2 separate regions of the Homo sapiens genome follow, and region 1 is linked to region 2. Evidence: chromatin loops called from intact Hi-C (ENCODE). Cell type or tissue: endothelial cell of umbilical vein. All regions are shown on one strand. Links, peaks and the distances in the headings refer to the core of each region. The heading gives the core; the rest is flanking DNA. Region 1 overlaps RFX3 (regulatory factor X3). Region 2 overlaps RFX3 (regulatory factor X3).

What was found. Peaks named below come from ENCODE experiments on the same cell type or tissue, not always from the same donor. Only the 100,000 strongest peaks of a DNase experiment are listed, where the experiment ranks them.
Region 1: it touches region 2 in a loop (2.0-fold over the local background); 3 of 110 quality-filtered maps call a loop at or near these places.

The regions. Positions count from the first base shown.
Region 1 is chr9:3,239,064-3,241,989 of GRCh38, forward strand. The region is part of intron 15 of RFX3 (regulatory factor X3); the gene reads right to left. Among named protein-coding and RNA genes, the nearest start is that of LINC01231, 59 kb to the left of the region's middle. In endothelial cell of umbilical vein, for the core only: a CTCF peak has its summit at 1,800 (motif pointing right); a DNase peak (open chromatin) is centred at 1,818.
Region 2 is chr9:3,320,193-3,323,118 of GRCh38, forward strand. The region is part of intron 4 of RFX3 (regulatory factor X3); the gene reads right to left. Among named protein-coding and RNA genes, the nearest start is that of LINC01231, 140 kb to the left of the region's middle. In endothelial cell of umbilical vein, for the core only: no CTCF peak of the experiment used is centred there; a DNase peak (open chromatin) is centred at 1,169; H3K27ac peaks cover 953 bases.

The sequences.
Region 1 (2,926 bases), core at 265-2,764, 81 kb before region 2:
GGATGTTTTTGATGGTGAAAAGAAACATCTTGAAATTTCAATATAAGGAGTCCAGAGCATTATTATTTTCCTTAAATGTCTCCCAAACAAGAACCAAATAAATCAAAGCATTCTGCATTTAGCACTGATACATGGTTTTGCAAGCGAGGAAAAGGTTGCTGACTTTAATTTCTAGTTTTATAATATTTGCAAGGATTAACAACATTCCATTTGGTAAAACCTTGTGTTCCTTGGTTACTTTTCTTTGTATGTGTATGTGTACTTTTCTATGTATCTTTAAATAGTTTTTATTGAAACCTGCTAAGAAGGCCAAGATCTCTGGCAGTTTGCTCCACACGTGGGCAAATCCTGCCCGCAGTGGCTGTTGGTCTTGCTGTTGTGGGCTAGACAGCTATCCTGGCAATGTGTGCTACTGGCCAATCTGTAAACAGGGCAGCATGATTCTAACTGTTCCGGCTTTTCTGCCTGCCTTGGGGACATAGCAACAGGTGTACCTAATTGTGTTTAAATGTCTAAGACACACTTACAAGTGAGTGTGCAGGCGGTGAAGTGTTCAGATTACAATATTGGCCTTAGTTGCCTTTGAAGAGAAAAGTAGCCTCAAAAACAGGAGCATTTAACACCACCATTAAGGCCAAAGCAAGAGGGGCCTTTGGCCCAAGACCCACACTATGGAGAACTCTGCTTTGTGTTTTCCATTGCCAGTCCCTTTCCTACAGTGTAAGGAGTCCACAGAGCCAGCTGGATGTGACTTCTTGGAGCCTGTGCTTCCCTCCCTCCTCCCATACCACCTCTTCTTATCTGAGACCCTAGAATTCCCTGCCCCGTGGCTCTGAGTTCCCTTCCAGGCCCTGGCAGTTCTCTTCTCCAACTCTACCATTCAGAGGCATGAAGAGACAGCCAAAAAGGGGCAGCTGTTTGCAAAAGGTAGACAAAACTTGAAGACTGGGCTGAGGTGTCCACAAATCTGAGCACAAAGCTGTTCATAATATAAGATGGGGAGTGATGAAGCAGTCTAGGGCCAGAGGCTGGCGACACGGGCTGGCTATGTCTATGTCAATATTTTCTGGTATGGAACTCAGGGGAGACAGAATTTCAAATCCAAACTCAGCCTTCCAAGTTGTTATCAAGACATATTTGTCAAGGTAGGTGGATAGAACAGATTTTATTTATAGTCTGATTCATAACTTTTAAAATATTTAGACACATGGTATCCTGGGCCCTGTAAATTGCAGGGTTGGGCCAGGCAGCATATCCTTTATGCAAGTAAAACTATTGGGGAAATAGAACGAACCTTGCTCCTAATTTAACACTGGCTCCCCTTGAAAACACCTATATTATTTAATAGGAAAGCATAGCATTAATTTATTCTATCAGAGGACTATATCTTAATTTTGATTATACCACTTCTCTTTTCTGGAAATCATTAACTGGAGAGACAATCAGAGTGGCAGTGTAGAAACATGTTCCCTTTGTACTAAGAAAACCTTCACAACAAGCATCAATCAGGTTTGAAGTGCTTGTATTATCATCACATAAGGCCCATATTCTTGCAGAGAATCTCTAATTTTTATGACATTTTATGGTAGTATATTTTATACAAGGATGGTATAAAGAAAGAAAACAATTCCTGTGAGTTTAGGAATTTGCCTATCCCAAACAAGAGTTATTTATTTATCAGGGGGGCCAGCAACCACTATCTTCACCTGTGGTTGAGAGCAAAACCACCATAAAGACAGTGTCAAAGCCAAGAGCCACTTGGGCTAGGCACAGGATGACAGAGTGTGGCAAAGTGGCCAGTAGGTGGCACCGTCATGCTTACTCTATGCCAGGGAATCTTTTTCTCTGGTTGGGTCTGCCCAAATAGCTGCAGTGCTACCTGACAAACTCTTTACTAAACAAATAACTTAGCGGTGGACTTTGCTGAAGAGGACTGTGTGCTGAGATTTCTTTCCTGATGTCTACAGTGACCATTTTAGTCCTTGAAATATTTTAAAAAGTCTTCAACTTCTATTTTGGTTTATTTCCCCACTTCTAAGCTCTTTAGGGAAATTGCTGTCGTAAGCACCCACAAAAGTCCAACTTCATAGTATTTCTCTGAAATAGTATTGACAGGCACTTTCTAAGGAGAAGGTACACTTTTTGGTCTAGGAGTTTTTTGTTTTTTTTTTTTTTGCCCAGAGTAAAGAAATCTAATGTATCAATCATGAAATCCAAGAAGACGTCCTATCAATTGGTAGTCTGTCCTTTGTACTTCCTTCCTTGAGTATTTTTAGGGTACCTATTGCATGATTATGTTTAGATCACAGTTATAAGCAAATTTTCTCCATTCCCTGAAGAGGATGAGAGGAGAGGTTATAGCCCAGAGCCAGCAGGGAAGAAAGCCACGCATAGGAAGCTAATGAGCAGGGATCCCAGAGAGAAAGAACCGCAGCCCTGGGCTGCTGAGTCAACAGATTCCTTTCTCAAATCCAAGAAGAGAAATGAACAGAATGACAAACCAGGAACAAGGAAGAAAAAATGGGACACGGAGCCAATTCTCTGGAACTTTGGGGTCACTTCTATAATTTATTTTCAAGTTGTCAGAAATTGTGCTAATGTAGATGAGCAGATTTACAACTAAAACCAAACTACGACTTCTTTAAAAAAATGTTTGATTTAGGTCTGGTCTCAGGATGGGTGTACAGGAGCTGTAGGGTGTAATTTGTTCTTTTCCGGCAGATTTAGTTTTCCAAATGCAATTTGCTTAGACTAATATTCCATTTAGTTTTCATATTCTAAATATCTACTAACAAAAAGTGCAAGGGGAAAAGATGGCAAGCGTATTAAGAGGCATCCTGTAAGGCAGAGGAAAAAAAACTCTGAAACAAAGTAATAAAAACTTTTAAGCTAGGCACCTGGCTTGTGATTGTCAGAGAGAAAATGT
Region 2 (2,926 bases), core at 181-2,680:
TTTTTTAATAGATAATATATTCACATGCCTCCCACCTTTTATTCTTCATGTATCCTTCCTAAAGACATCTTTAGGATTGGCTGGGCGTGGTGGCTCACGCCTGTAGTCCCAGCACTTTGGGAAGCTGAGGCAGGCGGATCACTTGAGGCCAGGAGTTTGAGACCAGCCTGGCCAAAACAGGGAAACCCCATGTCTACCAAAAATTACAAAAGCTAGCCGGGTGTGGTGGCGCATGCCTGTACTCAGCTACTTGGGAGGATGAGGCAGGAGAATCACTTGAACCTGGGAGTCAGAGGTTGCAGTGAGCCGAGATCAAACCACCGCGTTCCAGCCTAGGTGACACAGCAAGACTGTCCCACCCCCTCCATAAAAAAAAACAAAAAAAAAAACTTTAGGATATCTTATATAAGCACATAGTAATATGTGTTTCTATTTACACACACACACACTACTCTGCTTTTTCGCTCAACATGGAGACTTTTTTCATATAAATGTGTACATATGTGTGTGTGCATATATATACATACATACACACACATATGTGCCTATATATACATATAATGCATGCTACATAGCATATATATATATATATATATATATATATATATATATATATATAGCCTCATTATCTAGGGGCTACATGTAATTCCACTTAAGAGATAAAAGTACTAACGTTTATTTGCATATTTCCCTGCTGATGGATAAGGCAGTTTCCAGTCTTTTTCTTTTTTGAGACAGAGTCTCTGTTGCCTAGGCTGGAGTACAATGGCGTGATCTTGGCCCACTGCAAACTCCACCTCCTAGGTTCAAAGCGATTCTCCTGCCTCAGCCTCCCAAGTAGCTGAGATTACAGGCATGTGCCACCAAACCCAGCTAATTTTTCTATTTTTAGTGGAGATGGGGTTTTCACCATGTTGGTCAGGCTGGTCTCGAACTCCTGACCTCAGGTGATCCACCCGCCTCAGGCTCCCAAACTGCTGGGATTACACACGTGAGCCACCGCCCCCGACCCCAATCTTTTTCTATTACAAATAAGTCTACAACAAATATAGTTTTTATGTAGCATTTCATATACATAACAGTATTATCAGTATGGTAAATTCCCGGAAGCACACTGACTGAGTCAGAGGATATGTGTATTTTTAATTTTGATAAAAAATTTCCACATTGCTCTCCAATTCTGTGCCAATTTAGATTCCCATCAATCATGATTGAGAGTACCTATTTCCTTGCACACTTGGCAAGGCTTACCAACCTCTTCCGCATTGCTTGTATGGGATGAAAGGTGGTATTTCTTTGTAGTTTATTTTTCACTTCCTTTTCATTGGACTGCCTGTTCTTGTACTTGCTCTGTTTTTGTTATTTTTTCTGATGAATTTGTAAGAGTGGTCTATAAATTTAAAAAATTAGTCCTTTGAGTATAATACCTCAAAACTTTATGCCAGTTTGTTGTTTCACCATTGCCTTTGTTTATTGTGGTTTTCTCAGCAGGATGTTTTCACCTTTACATAACTGAGTTTATCAATATTTTTCTTATAGCTTCTGGATTTTATATTATGCTTCCCACTCTAATGATAAAACACACTTTTCTATCCAAGTGAAATTAATTTTGATATAAAGACTAATATATGAACCAATCTAATTTTCTTTTATAAATATATAAATATTCAGTTGTTCCAAATATCATTTACTGATAATCCATGACTTCTCAACTCACAGGCAATGCCTCCTTTAATATATACAATATTCCTGCATGCATTTGGCCTACTTGGTCTCTAGTCTTTCATTTACTAGTCTATTCATGTGCTTAGATAATTGTTTTAATTATTATAATTTTATATACATTTTAATATCTGATAGGTTGTTTCCCTCCACCCCATCCCTCATTATTTTTCTTTTTACAAAATTTTCTATAAATTCTTGCAAGTTTATTTACATGAACAGCCTTTCTTGTCAAAAAAACTATTGGTATTATGATTGAGATTATGTTGAAACATTTTATGTTAACTTAGGGAGGTTAAATGTTTAATATTGAAATTTCTTATCCAAGAATATGGTATGCCTTTCCAGTTATTCAAGTTTCCTTTTGTATCCCTGGCGAACTTTAGGTGTTTTTTATTCAGCAATTGGATCTTGCACACTTATTATTAGTTTGTTGCCAGGCATTTTTTGTTTTTATTATAAATGAGATCTTTGTTTCCATTATATTTTCTAACTATCTAGAAAAGCTATTGATTTATTTGTGTATTAATTTTGTGGCTGGGTGCGGTGGCTCAGGCCTGTAATCCCAGCACTTTGGGAGGCCGAGGCAGGTGGATCACTTGAGGTCAGGAGTTCAAGACCAACCCAGCCAACATGATGAAACCCTGTCTCCACTAAAAATACAAAAGATTAGCTGGGTTTGGTGGCAGGTACCTGTAATCCCAGTTACTAGGGAGGCTGAGATAGGAGAATCGCTTGAACCCAGGAGGTGGAGGTTACAGTGAGCTGAGATTGTGCCACTGCACTCCAGCCTGGGTGACAGAGTGAGACTCCATCTCGAAAGAAAAAAAAATTGTACTGCCACCTTACTAAAATGTCTTATTAGTTGTTATAGTTTTTAATTTCATTCTCTATGATTTTTATCAAGTACACAATCACATCATCTACAAGTTCTGACCTCTTTACCTCCCTTTGAATTTGTATTTCCTTTCTTTTGCCTAACTGCATCTTTCCTGTAATTTTGAAAGCACAATTAAACATCACATCTTCCTTTCCTATAAGACAGATGAAAAAGTCACTCAAACTTACACTTAGTAAATTTTAAGTGTATGTGTAAAATTATTTCTAAGTCCGTAGATTACAAAACTCCTATGTCATGAAATTTACTGCCACCAATAGTTACAATCAAATGCCATAATTAGAGTTTAAAGGAAACCAGATAATT